Linked DNA regions of Homo sapiens: region 2 is linked to region 1. A link is an interaction called in ENCODE POLR2A ChIA-PET data of the cell type or tissue named here. Cell type or tissue: MCF 10A. All regions are shown on one strand. Each heading gives the region's core, and the rest is flanking DNA. Links, peaks and the distances in the headings are about the cores only.

Region 1 (5,388 bases), core at 301-5,300:
TTCTTCACTATTTCCAGAGAGAAACTAATGTTCAAGCCTAATTAACTAGGTAAGGATGAAACATTTGCCCAGGCAGCAAGATCTAGTTCTGCTTGTTCACAAAACGTGGCCAAGGCGAAGGGGGCAGGGTGCCCAGGAGACTGAGGCTTTGGAACATATGGAGTCACCAGGCCCTGCCCAACCCTGTAGTTGGGTTTCTCACCACCCTTTCACACTCTGGCCAAACCAGATGTCAGCCAGTCTCTGATCCTGCCACAGTATCACCTTTTCATCTGAGGTTTCTTCTACCAGAACTGCACCCCCTCACATTTTGTCTTGTGATCTTTGCAACTCAACTCTGTTCCTATCTTTTCCGGAAAACATTTCCCAAATCATTTACCTTTCTCCAAGACCTCCATTCCATCCCTGAAAAAATGAAAAAACAAAAACAAAAGCAATCTCTTACAGCTCCAGTTCTTCTCACTGAGGGTTGCTAAAATATAGGCTATCCAATCAAATTTGAATTTTAATAAGCAATGAATAATTTTTAGTATTAGTATCTCCCAAATAGTCCATGAGATATATACATACTATTTGTTGCTTACCTGAAATTCAAATTTAACTGGGCATCCTGTATTTTTATTTGCTAAATATGGCAATCCTATTCTCTTGTCTTGTGTTGTAGTACTGTATTATGTCATGTGTCTTGTATTACACCATTATTCACAATTGTTAATAGACTACATGTTCTCTGAAGCCAGGAACAGTGTTCAATTTTTTGGTTTCACTACCACCTCTACCTCACCCTTCCTGATGCCTCCTTACTGAATACTCAGCACAGTGTCTTAAATGTTGTTGGGAGTACAGGAATCAAGTCCTCATTCATTCTTTCATTCCTTCTTTCACATAGCAAATATCTACTAAGCTTATAGTTTCTGGGGATACGACTTTAAACAAGAAATAGCTATTGTCATTGAGGAGCTCCCAGCTCATTCAGGAAAATAGACATGTCAGAAAGCGATTTCTTTTTTATTTTATTATTTATTTATTTATTTTGAGATGGAGCCTCGTTCTGTTGCCCAGGCTGGAGTGCAGTGGCGCGATCTCGGCTGGATGCAACCTCCGCCTCCTGAGTTCAAGTGATTCTCCTGACTCAGCCTCCCAAGTAGCTGGAACTACAGGCCCCCACCACCATGCCCAGCTAATTTTTGTATTTTTAGTAGAGACGAGGTTTCACCCTGTTGGTCAGGCCGGTCTCGAAATCCTGACCTCGTGATCTGCCTGCCTCGGCCTCCCAAAGTGCTGGGAATACAGGTGTGAGCCACCGCGCCCTACCAGAAAGCAATTTAAATCAGTGACATAGTTCTAGAGTAGGGTGACTTGAGAACACAGGAGAAAAGCACCAAGCCCAGTCTTTAGGGGTTAAAGGAGACTTCTGGGGAGGAAGTAACAGCAAGGCTGAGACCTAAGAGTTAATAGGAGTTATTAATAATAAGGTGATGGCAGAGAGCGAAGACATTCTACACAGAGATAATAGTTGGAAAAAAAAACACTTGAAATAAGAGAAAATGTGGCATTAATATTTGATTCATTAATCAAATCTTCCTTGTAGTTCAAGCTTGTTCTGACTCATGCATGCAATGTCTTTGAGGCCTCAAGCCTCTTCTTCACATTTTTTTCTCAAGGAATTCAACAATGACAATTCTTATTTCCCGTGCCACATCCACCTTCTCTGAGCTCTAGGCTGGGTTTTATCCCCCATCCTTGGTGTAGTCTAAACTACTTCTTCAAGAATTTAGAGCTGAATGTGACCAGCTGTCTCAGCCCACCTCACCCTTCTCCCATTCAGTCTCACTCTGTCTGCTCCATCCAGTATTCTACTGATTTTTTCCCTCAGTTTACTCCTTCCAACTCCTGTTGCCCCACTGAGGCTGATGTCTATGACCATAACTGCTTTCTGATCCACTTTTGAGTAATTCCACTCACTCAGTCTTCTGCATTTCCTACATAACCAAACCATATTCCACATAGTAGTGCTGACGGCATTCATAGGATTCCAACTTTAAAAGTGCAGTCACAAGAGAAAATACATCACATCTCTGACAAGGACTAAAAGTATAGGAAGAAACTCTCAGGTAAAATCCACTTAATAAAGCTGTTTCTAAATCAATGTCCTGCCAGGTGCGGTGGCTCACGCCTGTAATCCCAACACTTTGGTGGGCCAAGGTGGGTGGATCGCCTGAGGTCAGGAGTTCAAGACCAGCCTGACCAATATGGTGAAACCCTGTCTCTACTAAAAATACAAAATAATAGCTGGGCATGGTGGCGAGTGCCTGTAATCCCAGCTACTAGGGAAGCTGAGGCAGGAGACTCACTTGAACCGGGAGGCGGAGGTTGCAGTGAGCCAAGATAACGCCATTGCACTCCGGCCGGGGCAACAAGAGCAAAACTCCATTTCAAAAAAAATAATAAAAATAAAAATAAAATTACTACAATGTCCTTTGTAGTAATCAGCCATTTGTAGTCATCTTTGCAGTCCTAACCTGTGCCTAGCACAAAGCAACCACTTGATGCAAGAATTTACATCTAATTACATCTTTCGTTCTAATTAAACTTTGTTATAATTAATCTTAAGTTATGGCCACGTGTAGAATTAAACAAATGATGAACAGTAGCTAACTTTCTGTACCAAGCATGAAACCAGGAATTTTAAGTGCTATACAGAGTTTGTGACAATAGGATATCTGTGGTACCTTAATTTCATGTGTCAACTTGACTGGGCCATGGGGTCTCCAGGTATTCGGTCAAACATTATTGTGGGTGTTTCTTGGGAGTGTTGTTGAGTGAGACTGGCATTTAAACAGGCAGACCAAATAAAACAGATTGGCCTTTCCAGTGTGCGCAGGCCTCATCCAATCATTTGAAGGCCTGAATAAAACAAAAAGACTACTGTCCCCTAAGTAAGAGAGAATTCTTGCTGCCTGGCTACCTTCAAACTGGGACATCAGCTCCTCCTCAGTCTTGAGCCTGCCAACTGGGTCTCTAGCCAAGCTTGCTGACTCACCTCCAGATCTTTGAACTTGCCCACTTTCATAATCATGGGAGCCAATTCCTCACATGTAATTCCACTCACTCATCCTTCTGCACTTCCTACATAACCAAACCATATTCCATACAGGAAATTTATATACATCCTATTGATTTTGTTTCTCTGGAGAACCCTGACACCGATAATAGAGTATTCCAGGAAATAAAGCAATCAGAGGTTACTTTGATGAGAATACATGCCTTTAATTTGCCTTATAAGTCTTTTGTGATCCAGATATATGCCATCTCCCTTGGTAATTCGTCCATCTGTGCTACATGTGGATGACTTAATTCTTACAGGTCATTTTTTCATATTCAATCTCAGGACCTTTGAAGAATCCTCTCAACTTATGGATACTAATCCATCAGCTGCAAATAGCCACACAAATGTTCACCACATGCATATACAGGACTATGAAGCTTTGTACGATATGGAGTTGTATTAGGGTAAGTCAGAAAATAGGGAAAAGGGCTATGAGTGCTGATATTCAGAAATAAAAATGAAAAAAAACTAGGTTAAAGCCAATTAATACTTTCTCATCAGACCCTGTCATGTTTCATAGTGTTGTACACAAGTAAAGTTTTGGAAAAAAACAGAAGAGCTGGGGACTTGGGTGGGGAGGGGAGGAAGTAAGAGTTTTGTAAGGAATTCAGGGACATCAAAGTACTAAATGTATAACATTGAGCAGCGTCTGCATCCTAGCTGTGCTACCTGTGTAGTTACACAGAGTCCTGCACGCAGGAGGAGCCTGAATTGGCCTTAAAGCTCTGTCACTATCTTGAGATTCTTAATATTTTTTGCAAAAATGGACCCCAAATTTTCACACTGCACTGGGCCCCGCAAATTATGTAGTTGGTCTTGCCGCTAAGTAAAACTTTCTGAAGTAACCATTTAAAAGTCAAAAGTAAATGTTTATTCAACTTTCTACCTAATGATTAGTTTGATGTCCTGACAATAGCAAACCAAACTGAGGCTCCATACTCCCATGCTCTCCCTGCACATGGAAAGAACAGCTGGCAAGAAATGGCTGAGCAGTAACCATCAAGAGCTATGGATAAGTGGTTGTTGTACAGAACTTGAGAAGAGAGACAAGTTCCTATCATCAGTTCTTATAAGAGCTTGGATAGCTGCTTCTGAAATCAAGGACTAGACCTCTTATATTATAGTGACATCTGCCCCTAGATTGAAAATCCCCAATCTAGGAACTGAGGAAGGTAATTTGGCACTATTGTCAAAACTTTTCTTTATCATCCTTCACCTTTGACTCTGTCTAGTATAAGAAAAAGGAAATGCCAACCATTTGGGAGTTTATTACTTGCTATACAAAAGTAATCACCATTACTTCCATTCCAGGGATTAAGGTAGACCAAATATCCTATTTCCATGTTTTGCACGTGCACACACACACACACACACACACAATCATGTAAACACAAACATATATCAATGGACAAAGTGCTATTTATAGAGATACTGTATTTAAAATAATCTGGATAGATAGTAAAAATGAAGGAATTTGGAAATGATTAGTATCTTTCATAAACTTTCATCTGGTAGGACAGAGGAAGGCACTATACTCAATTTGATAAATGGAAGACATAAACTGCTAAAATGACAATACTTTTAATTGACTCCTGAAATAAAATACTGCACCAACATTATTGCTGACTCATAACTGCCCTCAATGACTTGAACTCCTCTCCTGCAGCAAAGTCTTTTAGCTCCACTCCTATACATTTCACCCCATATACTCACTCTCTTTCTTGCATACTAAGTTCCAGACAATAGGATTGTATTAGTCAGCATTGTCCAGAGAAACAGAACCAATAGATAGAGAGGTTATCAATGATAGATAGATAGATAGATAGATAGATAGATAGATAGATAGATATCAATATACAATAAGGAATTGACTCATGAGATTATGAAGGCTGACAGGTACCAAAATCTGCAGCCAGCAAGCAGGAGGCCCAGAAGAGCCATGGTGTAGTTCCAATCCAAAGGCTGGCAGGCTCAAGATCCAGGAAGAGACCAATATTTTAGTTTGAGACTGAAGGCAAAAAAGAGCCCATGTCTCAGGGTCAAGGCAGTCAGGCAGGAGGAGTTCTCTCTTACTTGTAGGAGGGTCAACCTTTTGTTCTCTTCAGGTCTTTAGTAGATTGGATGAGGCCCACCCACATTAGGATGGAAAATATGCTTTTTTCAGTCTGCCGATTCAATCGTTATCCGCATCCAAAAATACTCTCACAGACATATGCAGAATACTGGTTGACCAAATATCTGGGCATCCTGTGGCCCAGTCAACTTGATACATAAAATTA
Region 2 (5,388 bases), core at 195-5,194, 69 kb before region 1:
AATAAAACAGCACAAAATCAGTCTAGGGACATTAGAGAAGGCTTCCAGAAAGAAGTCATGCTTAAGTTGGGTCTTGCTATGGTTGGAATATTTACCCCCTCCAAAACTCATGTTGAAATGTAATTGCCATTTTAGCAGTATTAAGAGGGGGACCATTAAAAGGTGATTAGGCATGAGAGCTCTACCCTAATGAATGGATTAATGAGTGTCATATTGCTGGAGTGTGATCATTATAGAATGGTGAGTTCAGGTCTCTCTCTCTCTCTCTCTCTCTCCCTGGGCCTCACTATTGTGAAGACACAGCAAGAAGACCTTCAATCAGATGCAAGCACTTGATCTTGGACTTCCCAGCCTCCAGATATGTAAGAAATAAATTTCTGTTCATTTAAACATTATCCCATCTATGGTATTCTGTTAGAGCAGCACAAAACAAAGGTCCTAAACAATGAGTGGGAATTAAACAGGCCAAAAGTAGCTACAGGGTGAAGATGAGCTTCCCAAGGCAGAGAGAGTAACAAGTGCAGAGGGTAGGAGGGGAGAAAGAGGAAAACATTCTTCAGGTAACTCTTAAGTCAGCATTATGGCCAGGCATAGAATGGGGTGGGAGCTCATGAGATGGGCTGGAGAGACAGGTAGGGGCCAGATCATGCTTCCCTGAGTCTGATGACCCTATTGAAAGATACTAAGCAGATATGATCAGGTTTTCTCTTCAGAAGACGACTTGTCTGCCTTCAGTGTGTGGAAGATGGGAAGGTGAGCAAATCCAGGACCAGGAAGACTAGACAGGAGGCTGATCTGGTAACTGGAGCAAGAGATTACACTGATCTGGACTGAGCTGACCATCCCCTGAGCAGTGAAGCTAGCCAGATGATGCAGATTATTATCTTAAATATATAAGATATAAAGCTGTGATGCACAAAAATAATGATGCACAAATACTATATGTCTGATGAAATATATATTATATGTAAATAATATATATATTTGTATATACAAAAGATATATATGGAAGATATCTTCTTAAATACTTTGGAGAGGTTTTGGAAAAAAGATATACAAGCTGCCGGTAGGTATTTTTCAAAATATATACAAAACACTCAAGAGAGAAGCAGCCAAAAACAAAAGGCATTTAAGAATGAAAAATAAAAAAGAGGATACATCAAGAAGAAATCCTCAAGAATTCACTAAATTGTAGTTTACTGTAAATAATCATGTCCCAGAGGAAATTTCAAGGGATAATATTTTCCTGCTAGAGATAAAGGGAAGGAAATCCTAACAAAAACAAACCAGAAAGGATTGCACAATTTTCTATAATAAAACAAAGAGAGCTGACTGATGCGAGGTATGCAACAGGCAAAAGGCACGTAGGCACAGCCTCCAGAAATTGGAAGAACAGGATGAGCACGTGCCAGGAGGCTGCACCCAAATTCCAATCTCCTGTTCCATGAATTTTCTTCCCCTTCCCTTGGCTCATTCCAACAGAAAGAAATCACAATTCCTGCAATCGATAACAAGTCCTAGGTTTCTCCCATTCTCTATCATCTATGTATCTTCTTGCCCCTTCTCTCCTAAACTTTTGGAATTGTATTTTAAATATTCACTAAACATATTGATTTGGGGTGTCCCATGTTTGTGAGTACCATTGCACAGCATCACTTTATGTATAACTGATCAAATTACCTCAAAACAGGACTAGCTCTTAGCATTTTTCCTGTGTGATTCATACTCAGCCTCACTTGAATGTCTCAGGGTTAGTAAAATAATTGTGGCTGCAATAGGCAAAGAAGGACTAACATTTAATGGATTTCTCTTGTGAACTAGGCTCCAAGACAGACGCTTATCATGTTTGATCATATTGTATTAAGTCTCATATCCTATAAAGGAGGTGGTATTATTTTCATTTTACAGGTAAAGGCACTATTTTGTTGGCGGGGGGAGGTGGAGTCTCACTCTGTTGCCCAGGCTGGAGTGCAATGGCACACTCTCAGCTCACTGCAACCTTCGCCCCCGAGTTCAAGAGAATCTCCTGCCTCAGCCTCCCAGGTAACTGGGACTACAGGCGCATGCCACCATGCCCGGCCAATTTTTGTATTTTTAGTAGAGAAGGGGTTTCACCATGTTGGCCAGGCTGATCTTGAACTCCTGACCTCAAGTGATCTGCCTGCCTTGGCCTCCCAAAGTGTTGGGATTACAGGCGTAAGACACCGCACCTGGCCAAAGAGCACTATTTAGAAAGTTTCCTGAAAGTACTTAGATTTTTAGCATCTGTCAGGATTAGAGCTTCTGTCTGACTCCAAAGTCTATACTTTTTCTACTATGCCACATTCTAAAGTTCTTTAGTCTAATGTCCTTGGAAAAAAGAATGATATTTTCCTCCTTCATACTTCATAAGGACGTTGTGAGGATTAAAGAGGAGTTTAAAATAAATTTACCCCAAGAAAAGTGGCAAAATAGGAAACATGAAGGTCACTTCCTTGGAAAATTCCAGCAACTCTGACTTTTGTCCACTTTACAATTTAAGTAACAAGGTATTTTTAAAAACTTGATTTGAGAATTACATGTTAACATTCTTGAACAAAGAGGCAGGTGGTATAGAGAAATGACAATGGGTTCCGAGGTCAGACAGAAATCCTGCAGTCCTGACTTCACCACTCAGGCAAGTTACGCAACCTCCCAGACTATCAGTGTCCTGCTCTGAAAGAGACAGGTAATAGAAGTTGCTTTATATAAATGTTATGAAGATTAAATAATAAAGGTAAAAGGCCTACCATAGCACCCAGGACATTATAGGTATTCATTAATTATGCACATAAGTTAAATCACTGGGTTTTTAAAAACCACAGATGATTTTCGTGGTAGCTGTATTAGTCAGGGTTCTCTAGAGGGACAGAACTAATAGGAGATATATATATATATGTATATATATATATGGAAGTTTATATATATATTATATAATATATAACAAATGTCACCAAGTATATTGTGATCTAACCTTAGAAGTCACACAGTATCACTTCTGTGGTTCTCTGATGATTAAAGCAGCCCCAAATTCACCCAGACTCAAGGAGAGAAAACCTAAACTACCTATCAATGGTAAAAGAGTCTCAGATAATTTGCAAGTACCTAAGTAGGTCCAAGCTAATACCTAGAGCGAAAAGTTAGAAAATCTGACCAAGATGTTGGTAAGAGTGAATATACCCAGCAAGAAAGGAGATGGTAATTATAGTGCAGTTGGGGAGAAAGAAGTCATTGAAACAGAAGTTTTCTGTTTATGCCATATCATGTTGAGAATTCTCAATAAACCATTTACAACAATTTACCATATGCAAGAAGAAGCCAGAGTCTGTGCACTTATGTGAAAGCCAAAACCAAAAATTTTATCATTCAAAAGTGACCTGTTGGTCACATCCTTGCCTCTTTGCTTAAGATTCTAATTTCTTTTGTACATGTAATAAGTAAAAATATTTTGAACTTGGTATCTTTTCTAAATAGAAGGCATATATATATGGTAAGGATTTTTATTGGCTAATCTCTTTACAAATCTTGTCAGTACCTAATCCTACAAACATGCCATGATGTGTTAGCATAATTAGCCCCATTTCACAGATTTTTAACAAGGAGATTTAGGAAAGTATCTAACTCACCGAAGATCACAAAATGAACTTATGCAACACTCATATGTTAGCATATGGCTCAAGGCTGCTAAGGCAAATGCTGCTTAGAGAGCAATAGTTACTTCCTGAAATAATATATCTTGTTAAATATAATTTCAAAGCGTCCTTTGTCACTAGAATGGATAGGGAAGCTAAGTGATTGGATGCCCTCCCCTACAGCTGGTAGCTCCAATGTGCTGAACTTTTTATTTTCCTAGAGCGATGATGACTGTGAATCATATGAGCTCTTGCTTTGAAAATAGTCCACAGACAATGGGAGCAGATGGGCTTTTTGGCAGCAGTACCCCTCTTTTCCATCTGCCACAGGTGAGTAGTAGGCCACTTTCTTACATAAGCCCCAATGGCTACTTCAAGTACTAGCAGATTACAAACATCATAGCCAACTTAGGACAGCATAAGATATACATTTAAAGGAGGACAACAGTTCTTGGAGTTAGAGGAATTGACACATAGTAGAAAACGGTAGCCAGTTCCAGTGTCATAAATTGTGCCAAGTTTTTATCATTGCATATTATCTAGGAAGTGAGTGGCGAACCTTTCCTTCAGAAAAGTAAACATTACAGATGACATAGTCAGATTTTGAAGTATTGTGGTAGCAGAAAACGGTGTAGTACAAAAAAAGGAGGAACCTGAAAAAAACACTGAATCAAAGAGCTAATAGGCCAAACCAATTTCAGCCAAGTGTGTGGGAAAATCTACAACCCGTAGGCAAGTGAATGTGAACTCCCCCTAAACACCAAGCCCCAGTGCAGGATAAAGTAGGCAATTTTAACTACATGCCATGCAGTATATGCAAACAGTAGGTTGAGGACAAGAGTTGGGGAGAGGAGAAGGAGGAGGAATCATTGCTCATTGGATACAGCACACTTAGCTTAAACGACCTCTGGAGAATGTAAGGAAAATGGAAATTCACACTTGCCAGTCAGAATGTAAAATGGTTCAGTCACTTTGGAAAACAATTTTGCAGTTTTTTAAAAAGTTAAACATATACTTACAGTAGGACCAACAATTTCACTCTAAGTATTTACTCAAGAGAAATGAATATGAATGTTCATAGCAGAATTACTCAGAATAGTCCGAAATTGGAAACAACCTAAATCTCCTCCAAATGGTAAATAAGTAAACAATTTGGTACATTCATACAATGGAATACTACTCAGCAATAAAAAGGATGGACTACTAATTCATGAAAAATCATGGCTGACCCTCAATATTACGCTAAGTAAAAGAAGCTAGACACAAATGACTATATATTTTTTTTGTGTTGTTGTTTTTGAGACACAGTCTTGCTCTGTCGCCTAGGCTGGAGTGCAGTGGCATGATCTCGGCTCACTGCAACTTCTGCCTCCCAGGTTCAAGCGATTCTCCTGCCTCAGCCTCCCGAATAGCTGAGATTACACACGTGTGCCACTACGCACAGTTAATTTTTGTATTTTTAGTAGAGATGGGGTTTCACCATGTTGGCCAGGCTGAACTCCTGACCTCGTGATCCACCCGCCTCAGCCTCCCAAAGTGCTGGGATTACAGACGTGAGCCACTGCGCCCAGTCACAAATGACTGTATATTATATGATTTCATTTTATATGAAATCTCTAGAACAGGCAAAGTTATAGAAACAGAAAGCAGACCAGTGGTTGCCTGGGGCTAGGTGCAGAAGTGGGAAATGACTATAAATAGGCAGCAGTGAAATTTTTGTTTTTTGATGAAAGTGTTC

The links. Peaks named below come from ENCODE experiments on the same cell type or tissue, not always from the same donor. Only the 100,000 strongest peaks of a DNase experiment are listed, where the experiment ranks them.
Region 2: POLR2A ChIA-PET joins it to region 1 with 11 read pairs; 4 of 35 experiments call an interaction of 5 or more read pairs at or near these places.

What each region holds. Positions count from the first base shown.
Region 1 is chr21:29,185,798-29,191,185 of GRCh38, reverse strand. No RefSeq gene overlaps it. Among named protein-coding and RNA genes, the nearest start is that of LINC00189, 5.0 kb to the left of the region's middle. In MCF 10A, for the core only: no CTCF peak of the experiment used is centred there; a DNase peak (open chromatin) is centred at 3,035.
Region 2 is chr21:29,255,164-29,260,551 of GRCh38, reverse strand. The region is part of intron 1 of LINC00189 (long intergenic non-protein coding RNA 189); the gene reads right to left. Among named protein-coding and RNA genes, the nearest start is that of BACH1, 41 kb to the left of the region's middle. In MCF 10A, for the core only: no CTCF peak of the experiment used is centred there; DNase peaks (open chromatin) are centred at 1,381 and 2,661.